Regions from separate parts of the Homo sapiens genome. Here region 1 is linked to region 2. Evidence: read pairs that join two places in POLR2A ChIA-PET (ENCODE). Cell type or tissue: A673. All regions are shown on one strand. Links, peaks and the distances in the headings refer to the core of each region. The heading gives the core; the rest is flanking DNA. Region 1 overlaps MYO10 (myosin X). Region 2 has its middle 88 kb from the start of MYO10.

Region 1 (6,477 bases), core at 836-5,835, 130 kb before region 2:
TGAACTTCAAAAATCCCAACAGATAAAGTATCGCTGGGGCAGACCTAATTTCTGGTATCATTAAAACCGGGTACACAGAGAATAGAGAAAGCAGCCTCTGCAGTCTAATTCAAATCCTTTGACAAACATAAGGAAAAGAGGAGCAGAGGCCGACAGGTGGGCAGTGGTGCTAGAAGAACACTCTTCCTCCTCTCTGTCCACTCTGCTTTTTTTTTTTTTTAAGGGAGAGCCGACTTTTAATGCAGATTATTGGAACCATGCAGACACAGCCTGTCCACTGTGCTCTTTAACCTCAGATGCTGTCTCAACTCCCAAATGCTTGCAAACCCCAGTGCAAAGCTTGTCAGAAAACTTAGCCATGTGCAGATAAGAATGGAGAGAAGAGCAAAGCAAGGTGCTCATCGGCCGGGCACAGTGGCTCATGCCTGTAATCCCTGCACTTTGGGAGGCCAAGGCAGGCGGATCACCTGAGGTCAGGAGTTCAAGACCAGCCTGGCCAACATGATGAAACTCCGTCTCTACTAAAAATGCAAAAAATTAGCTGGGCGCAGTGGTGGGTGCCTGTAATCCCAGCTACTTGGGAGGCTGGGCAGGAGAATCACTTGAACCCGGAGGACAGAGGTTGCAGTGAGCCAAGATCATACCACTGCACTCCAGCCCAGGCAACAGGGCAAGACTCTGTCTCAACAAAAACAACAAAAAAAAACGGCGGGGGTTGGGGGGTGGTGGCATCATCACAGGTATAAAATGAGTATGACAAATGCAGCGCTAACGCGAGCCACAAGGATGAGGGAGCACTGTGAGCTGGGGCACAACCCTAAGATTCAGAAATGAAGGGGAAGGTGAAATCTAAGACTTCTCCCCTGCAGAGACAGCCACCCTCAGCAGGGGACCTGAAGTGGTAGCAGCCAGTCCCCAAGCATCCCTGGACACCCAGGCATCCCCCATAGCAGTCGGTGGCCTTCATAGGTCCTTGCCATAGAGTACTCAAACAGAGTAGGGCACCCACGACAGCTAAATGAGTCCCTCTGACTCAATTCCTTGTCTTGAGACTACAGGGTTTTAAACCCGAAGCTGGCAATCATTTCTGAAGAACTGCATCCAATTCTACAGAGGAAAGCTTCAGTTCAGCCACGGCCATGTAGGCCCTGAAAGGAACACAGGCGGTTTTTAGGCTCAGGTCAAAGGATGCGGAGCTGAAGGAGATGGCAAGTCAAAGCTCCACCCTGACCAACTACAGAGGAAGGAAAAGTAATAAAGTGAGTCTCAAGAGAGAAACTTGGTGAGCACATAGTTGATAAAGTTGGAAATGTGTGGTTTGAGAGTCCCGAGTTTGTAATATTTTTCTTTGGGCTGGAGAACAATTATAGACGTTTGTTCTCTATATAGGCAACCGCAAGAACAACTGTCCCGTGCCCATCAGAGAGCTAATCCCAGGGGAAAATGTGTTCCTGACATTGTGCTTCAGAATTCCGACATAATTTCTTCTCAAAGGCGCTGCCAGAAGTGTTGGGTAACTCCCCAGACTGGCCTATTGCTGAAATGCTCTACATTTTTTGAAGGAATATATTTCAGCTATTTATAGCTTTCAGCTACATCATCATCGTCATCATCATTTCTCAAGCTTGCCTATGGGCTAAAAGATCATTTGTAACACTACTGCGGCTGGGCACAGTGGCTCCTGACTGTAATCCCAGCACTCTGGGAGGCTGAGGAAGGCGGATCACTTGAGATCAGGAGTTTGACACCATCCTGGTCAACATGGTGAAACCCCGCCTCTACTAAAAATACCAAAATTAGCTGGATGTGGTGGCACGGGCTTGTAATCTCAGCTACTTGGGAGTCTGAAGCATGAGAATCGCTTGAACCAGGGAGGCAGAGGTTCCAGTGAGCCAAGATCGTGCCACTGCACTCCAGCATGGGTGCCAGAGCGAGACTCCATCTCCAAAAAAAAAAAAAAAAACAAAGCAAAAACAAAAAAACACTATTGCCACTGAAGACCACAGTGTTCCAAATACTAATAAACACACCTAAAAAAAACACAGTAGGGTTGTAAACTGAGGCCTGCCTGTGCTCATTACCATAAAGTTCACAGACCAATTTGTCCCATGTTTTTGGTCCTTCCCAGCTCTCTAGTGCACCGGATGGGAAGGATCGAATAGCACCCACATTCCTTCCCCTTATCCTGCCCACAGTGTCAAACTCTGTCACCACTAGGAATAGCAGCTTTCATCCAGAGGATAACATGAAAAGTTTACGATAGTAAGAGGTGGAGAGGAAAAGAAAGCGGTAAAAGGTATCACCAACAATACACTAATCTTTGGTCAATGTTCCAAAGGAAAAGATACAAAGATTCACCGCCATCCCACACTTCCAATCAAAATCAAAACCAAAATGAACTATGCTAAATGGCAGGATGCCTCAATTATAAATGTGTGATTCTGTAAAGAGTTTATTCCCATAGTTATGGGTTCCAACTTGCCAACTGATTGAGTCCTGAGTTTTATTATTATTATTATTTTTAGATGGAGTCTAGCTCCGCCGCCCAGGCTGGAATGCAGTGGCATGATCTCGGCTTACTGAAATCTCTGCCTTCTGGGTTCAAGTGATTCTCCTACCTCAGCCTCCCAAGTAGCTGGGGCTACAGGTGCGCACCACCACACTGGGCTAATTTTTGTATTTTTAGTAGAGACTGGGTTTCACCATGTTGGCCAGGCTGGTATCAAACGACTGACCTCAGGTGATCCACCCACCTCAGCCTCCCAAAGTGCTGGGATTACAGACGTGAGCCACCATGTCTGGCCTCAGTCCTGAGTTTTATAATCTGATTTCCCCCACCTTCCTCACAATTCCTTAAAACACCTTTTCAGTTAATCTTTTAAACTACAGTGACCAGAAATAGTCCCAGAAACAATTTTTAACACTAAAAGAAATGAGACATCTCCAAATTGCTGAGAGTACCTCAAACATTGTAGGAATGTGACGATACAACAAATAAAAGTCAAATTTTTCCATCTATTAGTTAACCATCATTATGTAGCCAACACATATATGTTTATTAGAAAGTGGACCTAAAGAATCAGCCAACATGCCTAAAATAATTCATCCATCTGTAAATCGTTCCACCCACTCACCCATTCTTCCATCCCTCATACTTCCACAAGTCCATCCTTCCACCAAATATCTCCTAACACCCCCTCCCCAATCATATACCAGGCACTAGGAAAGAGTGGACGGCATGTAAAATAATTCTAGCTCTAGGCTGGGCATAGTGACTCACACCTGTAATCTCAACACTTTGGGAGTCCAAGGTGGGAGGATTACTTGAGCCTCAGAGTTCAAGACCACCCTAGGCAAGATGGTGAGACTTCATCTCTACAACATTTTTTTTAATTAAAAAATTACTCAAGACCAGCCTGACAAACATGGAGAAACCCCATCTCTACTAAAAATACAAAATTAGCTGGGTGTGGTGGTGCATGCCTGTAATCCCAGCTACTCAGGAGGCTGAGGCAGGAGAACTACTTGAACCCAGGAGGGAGAGGTTGTGGTGAGCCGAAATTGCGCCACTGCACTCCAGCCTGAACAACAAGAGCGAGACTCCGTCTCAAAAGGAAAAAAAAAATAGCCAGAGATACTCCCATAGTTGGGAGGCTAAGGCAGGAGGATCCCTTGAGCCCAGATGTTCGAGGATACAGTGAGCTCTGATCGTGCTACTGCACTCCAGCCTGAACAAGATAAGCCAAGACCCCCATCTCTTAAAAAAAAAAAGTAAAATTTGAATTAAATAAAATAGTTCTGGCTCTAAAAAGCACAGAGGTAAACTATGCCCACTCTAATGCCCTTCCTATCTGTTCTCTCTGTTCCATAGGGAATAATTACATAATATAAACAATAGGCCAGGCCAGGCAATGGTGACTCATGCCTGGAATCCCAGCACTTTTGAGAGGCTGAGGTGGGAGGATCGTTTGAGCTCAGAAGTTTGAGACTAGCCTGGGCAATATGGCAAAACCCTGTTTCTGCAAAAAACATAAAAATTAGCTGGGCATGGTGGCACATGCCTGTAGTCCCAACTACTCAGCAGGCTGAGGTGGGAGGATGGCTTAAGCCCAAGAGGCGGAGGTTGCAGTGAGGTGTGATTGTGCCTCTGCACTCCAGCCTGGGTGACAGGGCAAGACCCTGCCTCAAAATTTAAAAAAATTTAAAAAAAAAAAAAAAAAATCAGCCTGGCCAACATGGTGAAACCCCATCTCTATTAAAAATACAAAAATTAGCTAAGCATGGTGGTGGGTGCCTGTAATCCCAGGCAGTCGGGAGGCTGAGGCAGGAGAATTGCTTGAACCCAGGAGGCGGAGGTTGCGGTGAGCCGAGATCACGCCACTATACTCCAGCCTGGGCAACACAGCAAGACTCCATCAAGAAAGACAGAAAGACTGACAGAAAGAAGGAAGGAAAGGAAAGGAAAGAAGGAAGGGGAAGGGAAGAAAAGAAAGAAGGAAGGAAGGAAGGAAGGAAGGAAGGAAGGAAGGAAGGAAGGAAGGAAGGAAGGGCGGACGAAAGGAAGGAAAGGAAGGAAAGAAAGAAAGAAAACAGCAGAACAAGCCAAGAAAGACAAGTAAGTAAATGGAGCTAGGAGACACAGATTTTATAAAATGTATAAAACTGTCCCACTAAGAACTCTCAAAAACTAGTGGGAAATCCTGTTTTTAAAGCACACAAAACAAAACAGCTGGTTTAAGAACTGCATTCCACTCCTCTTGGTGGAAGCAGTAGGAGGTACAGGACAGAAAGGGCAATAAAAGACCAGCACAAGATGTTTGCACTCTGCGTGAAATCTGATACCAGACATCCTTACCTCCCATTTCCCAGTTTATTGTCCTTTCCTCCTCTTGATAAGAATCATTTTTGTGGGGAGAGGGGGAGAGAAATGCCTACAAATAAACAAACTGATAAGATTTTCTTAATGGAATCCCAGTTGTGTTCTGGCTACCATCTGTTTTCAGAAAAAATACACAAGTATGCTCAGAACAGGAGTTTGTTGTTACTTCATAAAAATGAACGACCCAAGAACACAGTGGGAAGAAAATAAACTTAAAACAGCCATTTGTCATTTCTGTTTCATACATATTAATTAATTCCTTTGCAGATTTCTATCACATATCGAAAACAAATTTTTTTTCACAAAATCATACTTCCTGGATTAAAAGGTACATAAAAGATAACCTAGTCCAATCAAAATGACACATAATGTGTTGGCAAGAATGTGGAGAAACTAGAACCCTCGTGCACTGCTGCTAAGAATGTGAAATGATGCAGCTGCTGTGGAAAACAGTTTGGCAGTTCCTCAAAAAGTAAAATATAGAGTTAACCATATGACCCAGAAATTCCACTGCTAGGTAAATACCCCAGAGACGTGAAAACATATGTCCACACGAAAACTTGTACACAAATGTTCATAGCAGCATTATGTGCAATAGCCTGAAAGCAGAAACAACCCTCATGTTCATCAACTAGTGAATGGATTTTTTTTTAATGTGGTCTATTCATACAATGGAATATTATTCAACTATAAGGTTGACGTGGTGGCTCACGCTTGTAATCCCAGAACTTTGGGAGGCCGGGGCAGGCAGATCACCTGAGGTCAGGAGTTCGAGACCAGCCTGGCCAACACGGAGAAACCCTATCTCCACTAAAAATACAAAAATTAGCCAGGTGTGGTGGCACATGCCTGTAACCCCAGCTACTCTGGAGGCTGAGACAGGAGAATCACTTGAACCCGAGAAGCAGAGGTTGCAGGGAGCCAAGATCATGCCACTGCATTCCAGCCTGGGCGGCAGAGCAAGACTCTGTCTCAAAAAATAAAATAAAATAAAAATGAACAGAGAACTGATACATGCTATAACATGGATGAGCCTAGAAAACACTATGCTAAGTAGAAGAAGGCAGTCACAAAGGACCACATGTTGTATGACTCCATTTATATGAAGAAGTTAAATCCATAGAGACAGAAAGTTGGTCAGGCACGGTGGCTCACATCTGTAATCCCAGTACTTTGGGAGGCCGATACAGGCGGATCACATGAGGTCAGGTGTTAGAGACCGGCCTGACTAACGTGGTGAAACCCAGTCTCCACTAAAACATAACATTAGAAAATTAGCCAGGCGCGGTAGCAGGTGCCTGTAATCCCAGCTACTTGAGGCTGAGGCAGGAGAATTGCTTGAACTCTTGAACTCAGGAGGCAGAGGTTGCAGGAAGTCAAGATTGTGCCATTGCACTCCAGCCTGGATGACAGAGTGAGACTCCGTCTTGAAAGAGAGAGAAAAGGAGAAGAGAAAAGGAAGGAAGGAAGGAAGGAAGGAAGGAAGGAAGGAAGGAAGGAAGGAAGGAAGGAAGGAGAGAGAGAGGAAGGAGGAAGGAGGGGCAGGCGGAGGGGAGAGGAGAAAAGAAAGCTCACTGGTGGTTGCCCGGGGCTGGGAG
Region 2 (6,439 bases), core at 1-5,000:
ACATCCTGTTTCAAACAAGACTGTTAATGGTGGAGGGTGTCTTGGTTCTTGGCATCTAGAACAAAGAATTCGGCAAAATGCACAAACAAAGCAAGGAAGGAATGAAGGGTTTTATTGAAAATGAAAGTACACTCCACAGTGTGCGTCTGAGCATAGGGAGTCATAGCATAGGCCCTGTTACAGAGTTTTTGTGAGTTTAAATGCCCTCTACTAGGGGTACACCCTATGTAAATGAAGAGGATGAAGTAAAGTTACAAAGTCATTTACTCAGTGTATACCCTATGGAGAGGATTATTTCCTGTTACAGCTGAAGTGTGAATCAGCCTTATATTCCCCACCTCCAGACCCTATTTTTGTGCCTCAAGATGAGGGGAAAATAATCCATCAATCACTCAATCATGGGATTCAGCAAACATGATTGATCTTCCTGTTATGCTTAATTGGGAGGTTGTAGTTAACTTCTAGGGGGAAAGGTGATGTGATTTAAATTATATCCTTTGATATGAGACTCACTCTCAATACAAACTAGTGGAATATCCTTGGAGAATAGCAGAGACAGCCTTCAATGGTTATGCTTACATTACCTCACTTCTCATGAGAACAATAGTGAGACACTTCAAAAAGTTTGCAGCTGCTAACCCTGTATGAATTTAAAAACTAAAAATGAAATAGAAAGCCTAGAAGTCTAGTCCCCATTCCTGCAATTGTTTTCGTGACACGAAAGGGAAAGAAAAATGACCAGTAAATTAATTTTTGTTCTTCCCACGATTCTACAACAGCAATGCCCTTAAAAGCTGTGAACATCAATAGCCTGAAAAAGGCCAGCACTGGAGCTGTAGCCAGTGTTGCCTGTTTTAATTGAAATCCTTAATTAGCAACAGCCTGAGGCCCTAAGTCATCATGAGTTGCTTTTAGAGCAGGACCTGTGACTGTCCAGGCCTCCAGGGCAGCACTGAATGTCTATGTGGTTGTGATCACAAGACATAGCACTCTTTTCAGAGAGCTTTTATGAAACAGAACTTTCATAAAACATAAGATAAAAACACAGTGATCTGACACAGCACATCCCAGAAAATTGTAACATACCCAAACACATCCTTATCCCAAAGAGCTGTCTGGAATAGTCTAAGTGATTGTAGATTACAGTTTTTCTTTTGAGAAAATATTGAATGAAAAGCATATTACATTTAGAGGGTTCTCAAATATCAGTGGTGGGATATGCTATGCTGTACCTGTGTGTGTAATATATGTGATGATTTATCAAATCTCAGCAGTGGTTAAATTGCAAGTGAGGCTGTTAAAATAAACTGTGCAATTCTTGAGAAATCTACATAGGCACTTAACATACTACCAAAGAAGAAAAAGTCCTGGTAGTTTCTCTCCAGGGTGTCTCTCTCCACTAACTTGTTTAATAACAAACCTTGGGGCTGGTATAATATCTAAGTGACAGATATTATTAAGTGGATCCTTTGGGCCAGCTGCATGATTTCTTGTGATTTCAGAAGGACATCTTTCCATCCAAGGGATGTCTTCATGGACAGTTAGAAACTTACTTTGCTTTTTGACAGGAAGTGGTTTCTCATGTAGTCATTTTGGGTTTTTGTCAATTTCCAAAAAGGTGGATTAAAATAACTGCTGAAGTTGGAGGCCAAGCTCAGTGAAGTGGTCTCTTCTGGGTAATGGACTGGAAATGACCATCTGATACCACATCTATTTCCCAGAAGCCATTAGTTGTTAACAAATTTAACATAGATAAGAAGTTAGCAGTTTTTTGGAGTCAGCAGAACTGAATAGGTCATATTACTAAATATTTTAACAGCTTTATATTAGAAATAATTTGGCCGGGTGTGGTGCCTCACGCCTTTGGTCCCAGCACTTTGGGAGGCTGAGGCGGGTAGATCACTTGAGGCTGGGAGTTCAAAACCAGCCTGGGTAACACAGTGAAACCTCATCTCTACAGAAAATACAAAAATTAGGCCGGTTGCAGTGGCTCACGCCTGTAAACCCAACACCTTGGGAGGCCGAGGCTGCCAGATCGCGAGGTCAGGAGATCAAGACCATCCTGGCCAACACTGTGAAACCCTGTCTCTACTAAAATACAAAATATTAGTCAGTCGTGGTGGTGCACACGTGTAGTCCCAGCTACTTGGGAGGCTGAGGCAGGGGAATCGCCTGAACCTGGGAGGCAGAGATTGCAGTGAGCCGAGATTGTGCCACTGCATTCCAGCCTGGCTGGTGACAGAGCAAAACTCTGTCTCAAAAAAAAAAAAAAAAAAAAAAGGCAAAAATAGCCAGCATGGCGGTGTGTCCCAGCTACTCACCCGGAAGGCTGAGATGGGAGGATCACTTGAGCCTGGGAGATTGAGGCTGCAGTGAGTCGTGATTGCCCCACGTGACAGAGTGAGACCGTCTCAAAAAAAGAAAAAATTCACGTATCATAAAATTAACCTACTTGAAGTGTATAGTTTCATGTTTTTAATATATTCATAGGCCTGTGCAGCTAGCAACACAATCCACGTCTAGAACATTTGTGTCCCTTCCCTAAAAACCCTGTGCCCGTTTGTAGTCACCTCCCATTCCTGCCTTGGACTATCTCATCTTTGTAAATATTTTCCCCAAACATCTTAGTTTTTTAAACTTACTTTTATTAAGCGTAGTAAACAGTGTACAAAGTATATTGTAGTACATTGTAAACACTAGTGAGGGAACACAGGGCCATGCTACATAATTTACACAGATCATTCACTTACCAAATAGTAATGGAATGACTGTTACGTGCCAGACATTGTTCTGAGGCTTAGCATATAGCTATGAACCAAATAGACACAAACTACTGCCCCTGTAGAACACACATTCTAGTCAGGGGGGAGGGGACAGCTAATACATAAGTTAAATATAACAGCATATAATATGTTACATGGTGGCCAGGCACAGTGGCTCATGCCTGTAATCCCAGCACTTTGGGAGGCCGAGGCGGGAGGATCACTTGAGGTCAGGAGTTCGAGACCAGCCTGGCCAACATGGTGAAACCACATCTCTATAAAGATAAAAAAATTAGGCTGGGCGCAGTGGCTCACACCTGTAATCCCAGCACTTTGGGAGGCCGAGGCGGGAGGATCACGAGATCAGGAGATCGAGACCATCCTGGCTAACACGGTGAAACCCCATCTCTACTAAACAAAATACAAAAAATTAGCTGGGCGTGGTGGCGGGTGCCTGTAGTCCCAGCTACTCAGGAGGCTGAGGAGAATGGTGTGAACCCGGGAGGCGGAGCATGCAGTGAGGCGAGATCACGCCACTGCACTCCAGCCTAGGTGACAGAGCAAGATTCTGTCTCAAGAAAAAAAAAAAAAAAAAAAGGCCAGGCATGGTGCTTCAGGCTTGTAATCCCAGCACTTTGGGAGGCCAAGGCGGGCAGATCACGAGGTCAGTTCAAGACCAGCCTGACCAACGTGGCGAAAACTGTCTCTACTAAAAATACAAAAATTAGCCAGACATGGTGGCGGGCGCCTGTAATCCCAGCTACTCGGGAGGCTGAGGCAGGAGAATTGCTTGAACCTGGGAGGCGGAGGTTGCAGTGAGCCAAGATCGTGCCATTGCACTCCAGCTGGGTGACAGAGCGAGACTCTGTCTCAAAAAAAAAAAAAAAAATTACATGGTGATAAGCGCTATAGAAAAAAAATTAATTAGGGAAGGGGAGTGATGAGTGTTTTCATTATTGTGAATATATACTGGTATGAAAAATTTATTTGAAAGAAGTTATGTTGGACATTTTCAAAGAGCAATATTAAAAGAGGCTTAAGAGATGGTATTTTGGCCTGGAAATGAGAGCACTTAAATTCAGCCACCTGTGCAGCACTATGAGATCCTGGAAGGGGCAATGTGTGCAGAGAATAAAGAAGGAATTGCAAAACGGAGAAACACTTAGTGTGCACCGGAGTTCGGCTATCAGCCAAACAAGGCTGACAGTGTTTACAAGGCTGGGAGCCTTGGTGCTCCCAGCCTGAAGCTTGGCTGGACCTGGAGGGAGAGCTCCTTTAAGTGTCCCCGAAAGGCCTGAGCACAGGCTGGCTGCGATGTTCACTCTGCTCACATTCCTAGGCCAATGCTGAGTCCTTGGTCTTCCCTGGTTAATTTGAAGAGGAGCACTCTCTTAAACTCAGGAGCTCAGAAAGGAGCTGGTGAGAGAGAACCTGGGAACTTTCTGCCCCAGGCCTGGAGTCTCTGTTCTAGGCCTTATTTATTCATTCTATGATGAGTCATCACTGTTGATGGCTTCTGGGGCTCAGCAGTGAAAGAGAGACAAAGACGCTGACATGATAATTTACTGGGAGAAACACTTTCTTTTTCATTTTTTTTTTTTTTTTAAAGAGATGGGGTCTCACTATGTTGACCAGGCTGGTCTTGAACTCCTAGCCTCAGGCGATCTTTCTGCCTCAGCCTCACAAAATGCTAGAATTAACAGTTGTGAGCCACTGTGCCTGGGTCTGGAGAAACACTTTAAAAGTAATTTCAATAAAGTATGGTGACCTGCTATATAGCACAGTGGTTCGGGTCCCCGACTTAGGAGCGGGATGACGTGGCTCTGCGTTACTGCTCTGTAACTTTTAGCAACTCCATTTCTTTGTGCCTCAATTCCCTTACTTATAAAATGGGGATGATAATAATGATATCTATGCCATGGGAGAAGAACAGTGCCCTACATAGTGAATGCTAAATAACTACCATAGACGTTTTCTCTAGTTACAGAAAAGAAGGCTGAGTTTGCTTAAAAAGTGGCCTCAGGGCACTATTCACAATAGCAAAGACTTGGAACCAACCCAAATGTCCGTCAATGATAGACTGGATTAAGAAAATGTGGCACATATACACCATGGAATACTATGCAGCCAGAAAAAAAAGATGAGTTCATGTCCTTTGTAGGGACATGGATGAGGCTGGAAACCCATCATTCTGAGCAAACTATCTCAAGGACAGAAAACCAAACACCACATGTTCTCACTCATAGATGGGAATTGAACAATGAGAACACTTGGACACAGGGTGGGGAACATCACACGCCGGGGCCTGTCATGGGGTTGGGGGAGGGGAGGGGAGAGGGATAGCACTAGGAGATATACCTAATGTAAATGACGAGTTAATGGGTGCAGTACACCAACATGGCACATGTATACTTATGTAACAAACCTGCACGTTGTGCACATGTACCCTACAACTTAAAGTATAATAATAAAAATAAAAAAAATTTAAAAAGTAGCCTCAGGGAAATGAAAAATCCACACCCACTGCTACCTGTATCCCCCTGGAAGATTCCAGCACAAAGATGTGGGCCAATAAAATTTCCTAGCATTTGGCTTATCCCAGATCAGCCCACGTGCTTGGGAGTGGAGTACATTTACCTTTTTTCCCAATTCAACCTAAAGGAGAAGGTTTAGGGTGGGGGAAGTACAGAGAGGGGCTTTGAATTTCTTCACCATATAGGTCAGTATTCTCACACTGTTGGTTCCTTTTCCTGATTATTCAATAGGCTTAACAGTCAGGCTGTGAACCCACCTCCATAGGCAGGTGAGATCAGTGCAATATCAGATAAGTAGAGCCTTATGTTTCTCCTGAGAGCAATGAGATTTGGTGTTTTCCTCACCCCCACCTCTTCAGCAAATGCCCCTTTGATGCTTTCCCCAGAAGCTTCTACCATAGGACAAGGCAGGGCTTCAAGTTCTTTCCAAGGACACCCTTGATTCTAGACTAGGAACAAGCCCCCAACATCATTTCCATTTTACATTACCTTTATTTAATCTGTCCAACTTAAGCACAAGGTGAAATTAAATGACAAACGTTGGTTTATAGAATCACCCCGAATCATACAGCACTGGCAATGAAAAACAAGAGAGCCATATGAATTATCCCCCATTACCCAGCGAACCCCTTTAATCCCCAGTGAAATTAAAGAATCCTAAGTAAATGTGCTTTTATCTTGTTGCCACAGAGAAATTAAAAATCAGTAGAAAGAAGAGAAAGAGAAAGTGAGAAAGAAAAAGGAAAAAAAGGAGGAACGCAGTTTCTCTTTTCCATTTGGAAATTAAATTCCAAAGCCCTCCCTCCTCATTTGTTTGTTCGTTTGTTTTGTTTTGTTTTCTTGTTTTTTGAGACAGAGTCTCACTCTCTCACCCAGGCTGGAGTGCAGTGGCATGATCTTGGCTCACTGTAACCTCCACCTCCCGGGTTCAAGTGATTCTCCTGCCTCAGCCTCCCAAGTAGCTGGGATTATAGCTGGGGTTACAGGCACCTGCCGCCACCCCCAGCTACTTTTTGTATTTGAAATAGAGATGGGGTTTTGCCAGGTTGGCCAGGCTGGTCTCAAACTCCTGACCTCCAGTGATCCACCTGTCTTGGCCTCCCGAAGTGTTGGGATTACAGGCGTGAGCCACCATGCCCTAGC

What was found. Peaks named below come from ENCODE experiments on the same cell type or tissue, not always from the same donor. Only the 100,000 strongest peaks of a DNase experiment are listed, where the experiment ranks them.
Region 1: POLR2A ChIA-PET joins it to region 2 with 14 read pairs; 3 of 35 experiments call an interaction of 5 or more read pairs at or near these places.

The regions. Positions count from the first base shown.
Region 1 is chr5:16,884,987-16,891,463 of GRCh38, forward strand. The region is part of intron 1 of MYO10 (myosin X); the gene reads right to left. Among named protein-coding and RNA genes, the nearest start is that of MYO10, 48 kb to the right of the region's middle. In A673, for the core only: no CTCF peak of the experiment used is centred there; DNase peaks (open chromatin) are centred at 3,925, 4,775 and 5,225; H3K4me3 peaks cover 659 bases; H3K27ac peaks cover 4,225 bases.
Region 2 is chr5:17,020,818-17,027,256 of GRCh38, forward strand. No RefSeq gene overlaps it. Among named protein-coding and RNA genes, the nearest start is that of MYO10, 88 kb to the left of the region's middle. In A673, for the core only: no CTCF peak of the experiment used is centred there; a DNase peak (open chromatin) is centred at 4,264; H3K27ac peaks cover 1,257 bases.